2 separate regions of the Homo sapiens genome follow, and region 1 is linked to region 2. A link is an interaction called in ENCODE POLR2A ChIA-PET data of the cell type or tissue named here. Cell type or tissue: OCI-LY7. All regions are shown on one strand.

Region 1 (4,000 bases), 180 kb before region 2:
GGGTTCGCGCCATTCTCCTGCCTCAGCCTCCCGAGTAGCTGGGACTACAGGCGCTCGCCACCACGCCCGGCTAATTTTTTTTTGGATTTTTAGTAGAGACGGGGTTTCACCATGTTAGCCAGGAATGTTGGGCTAATTTTTGTATTTTTAGTAGAGACAGGGGTTTCGCCATGTTGGTCAGGCTGGTCTTGAACTCCTGACCTCGTGATCCGCCCGCCTTGGCCTCCCAAAGTGCTGGGATTACAGGCGTGAGCCACCGCGCCCAGCACCACATTATCTTGTTAATAATGAATTGTAAGCCTCTGGAAGCTTTTCCTCTTTCCTCCCTTTCTTCATTCTTTAATGTTTTTCTCGCTGAAAGAGCACTGAAAAGGATAGCTAAAATATAGTGCCGGAGCTCAAGGATCTCACAGTCTAATGGAGGAGAGAAATACCAGAGAAGGAGCAATTCGTGTCAGGGATGGGGGATCTGGTTGGGCTTCACAAAAGATGAAATAATTTGGGTCTGTGTCCCCACCAAATCTCATGTTGAATTGTAATCCCCAATGTTGGAGGTGGGCCGTGGTGGGAAGTGTTTGGGTCGTGGGGTTGGATCCCTCACAGTAGTGAGTTGTCATGAGATCTGGTTGTTTAAAAATGCGCCCCCCGCCGCCGCTCCCTCTCCCGCCATGTCAGTCGCCTGCTCCCCTTCGCCTTCCGCCATGATTGGAAGCCCCCGGAAGCCTCCCCAGAAGCTGTTGCCGGTGCTATGCGACCTGTACAGCCTGCAGAACCGTGAGCCAATTGAACCTTGTTTTCTATAAATTATGCAGTCTCAGGTATTTCTTCATAGCAATGAGAGAACAGACTAATATAGAAGACAACACCATGAGTTGGAGAAGAGCATTCCAGCTCACGCCATGGCCTCAGGGGCATCCTACTCTTGATTTTCTTTGATGTATACATGAAGGGGATGGTGGCAGAAACACTTTCAATGAATTTGTGCTCTTGGAGTCACCTTTACATCAATTCGAGGGGGAAATGCCGTGATTAAGCCATTCGCTAAGTAAAGCTGTCAAATAGCAGCTTCTGGTGCATGTAGACCAGGCAGTCACATTTGGTGATTTAGGGGCTGTGTGAAGACCCCGCGCCTACCGTTAAACAATCTATCCAAATCACTCCCATCTCTACAAATATACGACAGCTGCCACAGAAATCTCTTGTTTTCGCTCTGGAGGGAGAATGCCTCCAGTAACTGGTTTACTTATAGGGCCAGCTTATTAAACTTACAGTTTACTTATTTATTTTTATTTGTTTGTTTTGGTTTTTGTTTTGTTATTGTTGTTTTTTGAACTTACAGTATAAAAAACAGTAACTCAGACATTTGAATCCTGCCCCACCACTAATCAGCTTCTTGCCTTGGCCAATCCCAACCTGAGTCAGTACCCTTATTCGTACAATGGATTTAGTAACACCTGCTTTATGCAGTAATTACAAAGGTTAAAATAATCCATACCTGTTAAATAACTGGCCAGTGCTTGGCCAAAATAGAATCCCCAAATAGTTTGAATCTGTGTCACGAGACTCTGACAGCACAGGGCACTGATGCACAGAAAGGGTGTCATTGTGTCACTGAAGAGGTGTGATTGATGGGCGGGGTCTGGTGTTTATTTGCAGCACCAGAGAGGGGGCCTCCCACCGAGGAAGGAAATGCCAGAAATAAAGGGGCAATGAGGGGGCGTGAGGGTGAGGACATGACCCGCGTCACCAGGGCAGTCGTGGGCTGAAGCCTTTCTGTATGTCCTCCTGCCCCCCGGTCACCTGCAGCGAGTGAGACCTTCCAGGGCCACATGACATGAACCGTGGGAACAGCACCTTCACTAGGCTGTGCCTGACTTTCGAAGGGGTTTTCAGGAGAGCTTTGGACAAAGCGTGGAGGCACGAATTCTCAAAAAATCCAAATGAGGGCCCCAGAGCCACTGGCCTCCCCACTTTCTGCAGCAGGACCTGGGTGGACACTGGTGCCCACAGACCCCCCAGACAGGACACGAGGTGCCCCGCGAGGTGGAAATACATCTTCTTCCCGCCTCACAGTGCAGCAGAGAAGCACTGACTTTCTAGCTGCTTTAGCCACACACAATGGCACCTCTGTTCCTGTCCAGTGAGCTTGCTGCCTCCAGGGACACTGCCGGGGCCCATCGTGGCCATGCCGGGAACATGCAGTCCTTTGATAATCGCCCTTTATCCCGGCCTCTAAATCAAAGCGGCAAACATGCTGACAACAACTCCAGCAAACGCAACCGATGCTTTCAGGTCTGACCCTGAAACGGAGACCCACCTCCGTGGGGAGAAGCACACGCTTCTCTGGGCTGTAGGCTCGACGGAAACAGGAACTGCGGGCCCTGCACACAGCTGCGCTCGCCGGGGCAGCTCAGACTCACATCCCCAGGGGGATGCGAGTTATCCAGAACGGCGTTCCTGACCCCCAGAGGGGTGAGTCACCCCGGCCCGCCTTTCCACGTGCTGTGTGAAGCCTGTGGACAACTTCAGATGCCTTGTTGTTTTTTTATCGAGGTGAAATTCAAGTAACGTAAAATGAACCATTTAAAGTGAAAAATTCGGGCCGGGTGCAGTGGCTCACACCTGTAATCCCAGCACTTTGGGAGACCGAGGTGGGAGGATCGTTTGAGCCCAGGAGTTCGAGACCAGCCTGGACAACATAGTGAGACCCTGTCCCCGAAAAAAGAAAAACAAAATTAGCCGGGCATGGTAGTGTGCACCTGTGTTCCCAGCTACTCCGGAGGCTGAGGTGGGAGGATGGCTTAAGCCTGGTGGGGGTTGAGGCTGCAATGAGCTATGATTGTCCCACTGCACTCCCAGCCTGGGTGACAGAGAGAGGCCCTGTCTCAAAAAAAAACTAAAATAAATAAATAAATAAAAGGAATAATTCAGTGGCATTTAAAACATTCACTGTTCTGCAGGCACCACCGCTATCTAGCTCCAAAGTGTTCTCCTCACCCCAAATACAACCCCGCACCCATGTGCAGTCACTCTTCATTCTCCCCTCCCAGACTGTGACGGCAACGTGCCAGGGACTGTGCTCAGGGCAGAAGCACAGTGGTCAACACAGCGGTTGCAGTCCCTGCCAACATGGGGTCCAGTCTAACGTGACATCCAGATACAAAACAACTGGAAATGGCACGTGTTACAGGAGCCTATGACAGAAGTGCTAAGCAGGGGCCGGGCGCCGTGGCTCACGCCTGTAATCCCAACACTTTAGGAGGCCGAGGAGGGTCAGGGGTTCAAGACCAGCCTGGCCAACATGGTGAAACTCAGTCGGTACTAAAAATACAAAAATTAGCCAGGCGTGGTGGTGCACGCCTTTAATCCCAGCTACTCAGGAGGCTGAGGCAGGAGAATCACTTGAACCCAGGAGGCAGAGGTTGCAGTGAGCCGAGATTGTGCCACTGCACTCCAGCTTGGGTGACAAAGCGAGACTCCGTCTCAAAAAGAAAAAAAAAAACACTGCTGAGCGGGTCCAAGCTCAGAGTTCCCATACGATGCCCTGCTGAGGTGGGCTTGACGGTCATCCCCATTCTCCAGATGAACAAACTGGAATCTTGAGAGGTTAAATGCCCTGCTCAAGGTTAGACCACCAATAAATGGCAAAGTTGGGATTCAAACAAAGGTCCCTGTGACATCCACCAAGTTGCTTTCTGTCTCTATGGATTTAATTATCCCGTACATTTCATATCAATGGAATCACACAATATGTGACCTTTTGTGTCTGGCTTCTGTTATTTTAATATTGCAAAGGTTCATCCATGATGTAGCATACTTTAATGCTCGATTCCCTTTTTTTCTTTTTTTATCAGAGTCTCGCTCTGTCACCCAGGCTAGAGTGCAGTGGCGCGATCTTGGCTCACTGCAAGCTCCGCCTCCCGGGTTCACGCCATTCTTCTGCCTCAGCCTCCCGAGTAGCTGGGACTACAGGCGCCCGCCACCATGCCCGGCTAATTTT
Region 2 (4,000 bases):
AGAAAATACAAAAATTATCCAGTGTGGTGGTGGTGCATGGGCCTGTAGTCCCAGCTACTTGGGAGGCTGAGGTGGGAGGATCACTTGAACCTAGGAGGTTGAGGCTGCAGTGAGCCCTGATCACACCACTGCACTTCAGCTTGGGTGACAGCGAGACCCTGTTTCAAAAATAAATAAATAAACAATAAGAAAACAAAATAGGAAAAAAGGTGCATCTTGGGTATTTGACCTGGATTCAAAGCCAGCATGCTACTGGATCAGCTTTGTCTGGAAGGTGTCCCTGGTGGCATTTGAGAATGCTCTTTGTTGGAGTGGGCCCTGACCCTGGAGAGGCCCCAGGCTCGGCGGGGCGGGGTTGGGGGCAAGTGGCTCTGCTGCTTTTATGGTTGCAGTCCCTGTGTGGGTCAAGTGAGGCCCGCCAGTGTGGGTGCAGGCAGGGCAGTGTGGAGGATGGGCTCTGGAGGTGCCCAGCTCTGCAGTGTGCAGGGGCCAGCAGGCCAGCTGCCTCCTAGACACAGGCTCTCTAGGGGGTGGCCGGGCCTGGGCACAGAGCTGCCACTTGGGCCCAACGAGTGGGGCTCTGGCTCTGGGATGACTGAGGAGATACTGGCAAACCAGCTGCCTAGGGGGAAAATAAAGAAAAAGAAACAAAAATAAAAGTCTGCTTTGCTGCTTTCCCTGGTCTAAATACTCACATCCTGGCTGCTTTCAAGCTGCTGGTGGTCTCCGGCCAGCAGAACCTGGCTGTGCAGCAGCCAGCTGGCGAGATGGCCCGGCACACTGCTGGGTGGCTTGCAAGGCAGGGAGCGATGGAGGGGCTCTGGTCTCAGAGGGCCCGGGAACTGAGCAGAAAAATTGGGCAGAGACTCAATCAGTCACCCGACTTAGGTAAGGATTGAGTTACTGGAGCTGGAATGCAAGATTGGGGGGCTTGCTATGGAACAAAGATGAGATGGTAGAACCCGCACCTGCCCTCCCCACAGGACTGGTAGGGTAATAATGACAGCAATGATCCTGGAGCCATGGCAGTGCCTGTTACTCACAGCATTTACAGGTGGCCAGGCACGATTTTCTTCAGTCTTCACAGCACCCATTTGAGGAGAGAGGAGGCCGAGGTTTGGAGAGGGTAAGCTGTGAGACGAGCTTTGAACTCACGAGCAGGGTGGTTCCTGCAGCTTGCCCCTGTAGAGTCTGCTCCCTGAGGGTAGGCTGACCCTGAGCCACTTGACCTGTTCAGCCAGGGCTTCCTAATCTCAAAGGACAGGTCAGTCCTGGGGCAGGGCACAGCCTTAGATGGGAGGGTGTCGGGGCCCCAGCAAAGGGGCAAGAGAGGGGAAGAGGAGCTGGGGTCCAGAAAGGTCCACACCTGGCACACGGTCCTAGCCAGTAAGGTCGTATCGTGGGTGGAAGAGTGGAGAGAACGTTCTGAAGCACGTGTCATTCCTTCTCAAGGTGACGTCTGCCGTAGTCTGCAGTAGATACATAGGTGACATCTGTGAAACTCTAGTTTTCAGGGCAAAGGCTTTTGCTTGGCTATTCATGAGCTCAGGCCTGCAGGCGGCAGGTAAACAGGAGGAGCCATAGTGTGTAACACCGTGACCCTGACCTGAAGCAGAGGAGGAAGTGGGTAGAATCCAGCCATCAGGACTGGGTCATGAGTCACCAGGGCTGCAGCCTTGGCTCTTGTTGCAACACAAGTTCTTCATTTAATGGATGCACGAGCCCCCGCTTGGCCAGAGTGTGCAAGCATCATGTTAGGTCTCAGGCCACTGTCCTGGGCTGGAAAGTGGAGCAGGGGACAGAACCTAGCGGCAGGGGTCCAAGTTCAGTCTGGCAGGGGAAGATGCGTCTGGGGAGTGCTTATTCATTCAGATACCTGCACGAGCAGCCTGTGTGGGGAGGCTGGCTAGCTGTGGTACTATTCCCAAGGTGACAGGGGATGGCCTTAGGGAAGGCCCAGGGAAGGGAGAATGCTGATCAGCTGGTGGTGGGGCAATAGTGTGGAGATGGCGTGGGGGGGTGGGCTGCATGCTCGGGAGGCTTCCTGAAGGAGCAGGGGTCCCCTCAGTCGAGGAATTTCAGCCGGAAGCAAGGTGGGGAATGGGGCTGAGAAGAGCTTTCCAGGCAGGGGAAGGAACAGCATACGCAAAGCATGGGACTTGCAGCCACTGGACTCTGTGTGAGTCGGTAGAGTTTGGTGTCACTGGACACGGCTGTGTGCATGACGGGGAGCCTGGGGACAGGGCCTGTGACTGCATGGTCGTGGACCTTGTTCCTTGCCTGGGTTCCACCCTGGAGGAGGGAGCCCTTGTGAGCAGGCCCTGTCAGACTGGCTTGTCAATCATCTGCATTAGGGAGGGGGCAACCTATTATGTGGCAGCAGTGGGTGGGATTTAGGGGCAGAACGTGAGTCCCGGAGGGAACTCGCCAGCACGGCATGGAGTCTCGGGTTTCCAAGGCGGTGCTCCGCCAAGGGAGAGGGTGCAGGGATTGGGGAGGGGGGGCGTCTTGCCACCACAGGGAGCCTGGCACAGGGGCTGGAAGCAGCCTGCAATCCATCCTGGCCAGTCCATTCACTAACAGACAGCATTTCCTGTGCTCACTCCTCATCCATTTAAGGTCCGTGACCATAAGCTGTCCTTCCCGATTCTTTTCACCTGGGACACTGACCCTGCCATTGCAGGGCTGAGTCACATTGCTCTGTGGTGGTGGGTGCTGGGGGCTGATGTTTATGAAGAGAGTGGGTCTCTTCGCCCCCTGGAAGGGCCATCGGTGGTTTGGGGGTGTCAGGAAAGGTGACGAGGTGCACCCCAGGCACCTGCTGTCCTCTAGCCTTCTATCCCTCCCTTCCCCACTGTAAATCTCCTATGAGGACAGCCTGCGGGTGACAGTCCCCCCATGCTCTAGGTCCTCCAGCTTCTGGTTACTTAAAAATTTTTTTTTTCTATTTTTAATTGTAGTAGAGAGCACAGAACACAAAAGTTACCACCTTAGCCATTTCAAGTGTCCACTTCAGTAGGGTTGAGTACATTTACATTTTTGTGTAACAGATCTCTAGAACTTTTTCATCCTGTAAAACTGAAATTCTGTCCCCATGAAACACTAACTCCCCATTTCTCCTCCCCCAAGCCCCTGGCAACTACCTTTCTACTTTCCATCTCCATGAATTTGACTACTCGAGGGACCTCACATAAGTGGAATCATACAGTATTTGGCTTTTCAGAAATGGCTTATTTGGTTTTGTTTTTTTTTTTTTTTTCAGACAAAGTCACCCAGGCCGTAGTGCAATGGCACGATTTTGGCTCACTGCAACCTCCACCTCCTGGGTTCAAGTGATTCTCCTGCCTTAGCCTCCATAGTAGCTGGGATTATAGGCATGGGCCACCATGCCCAGCTAATTTTTGTAATTTTAGTAGAGATGGGGTTTCACCATATTGCCTGCCTCGGCCTCCCAAAGTGCTGGGATTAGAGTTTTGAGCCACTGCACCTGGCCAGAAATAGCGTATTTATTTATTTATTTTTGAGACAGAGTCTCTCTCTGTCACCCAGGCTGGAGTGCAGTGGTGTGATCTCAGTTCACTGCAACCTCTGTCTCCTGGGTTCATGCGATTCTCGTGCCTCAGCCTCTGAGTAGCTGGCACTACTGAAGCACCATGGATTACAGCCACCATGCCTGGCTAATTTTTGTATTCTTAGTAGAGACAGGGTTTCCCCATGTTGGCCATGCTGGTCTCGAACTCCTAACCTCAAGTGATCTGCCCGCCTCGGCCTCCCAAAGTGCTGGGATTACAGGTGTGAGCCAGCGTGCCTGGCCTAGAAATGGCTTGTTTGACTCAGCATAATGTCCTCAAGGTTCATCCATGTTGTAGCATGGGACAGGATTTCCTTCATTCCCAACGCTGAATAATATTCCACTGGACACTTGGATTGTTGAGAATAATGCTGCTATGAATGTGGGTGTACAAATGAATCTCTCCTCAAGACCCTGCTTTCAATTCTT

The links. Peaks named below come from ENCODE experiments on the same cell type or tissue, not always from the same donor. Only the 100,000 strongest peaks of a DNase experiment are listed, where the experiment ranks them.
Region 1: POLR2A ChIA-PET joins it to region 2 with 11 read pairs; 5 of 35 experiments call an interaction of 5 or more read pairs at or near these places.

Annotation. Positions count from the first base shown.
Region 1 is chr10:5,838,841-5,842,840 of GRCh38, reverse strand. No RefSeq gene overlaps it. Among named protein-coding and RNA genes, the nearest start is that of TRV-TAC3-1, 13 kb to the left of the region's middle. RefSeq lists enhancers at 1,798-1,847, 2,128-2,307, 2,518-2,817. In OCI-LY7, no CTCF peak of the experiment used is centred here; DNase peaks (open chromatin) are centred at 1,710 and 2,390; H3K4me3 peaks cover 2,223 bases; H3K27ac peaks cover 3,035 bases.
Region 2 is chr10:5,657,680-5,661,679 of GRCh38, reverse strand. The region is part of intron 1 of ASB13 (ankyrin repeat and SOCS box containing 13); the gene reads left to right. Among named protein-coding and RNA genes, the nearest start is that of ASB13, 6.9 kb to the left of the region's middle. RefSeq lists an enhancer at 1-672. In OCI-LY7, no CTCF peak of the experiment used is centred here; DNase peaks (open chromatin) are centred at 799, 1,089, 1,639 and 2,339; H3K4me3 peaks cover 3,485 bases; H3K27ac peaks cover 4,000 bases.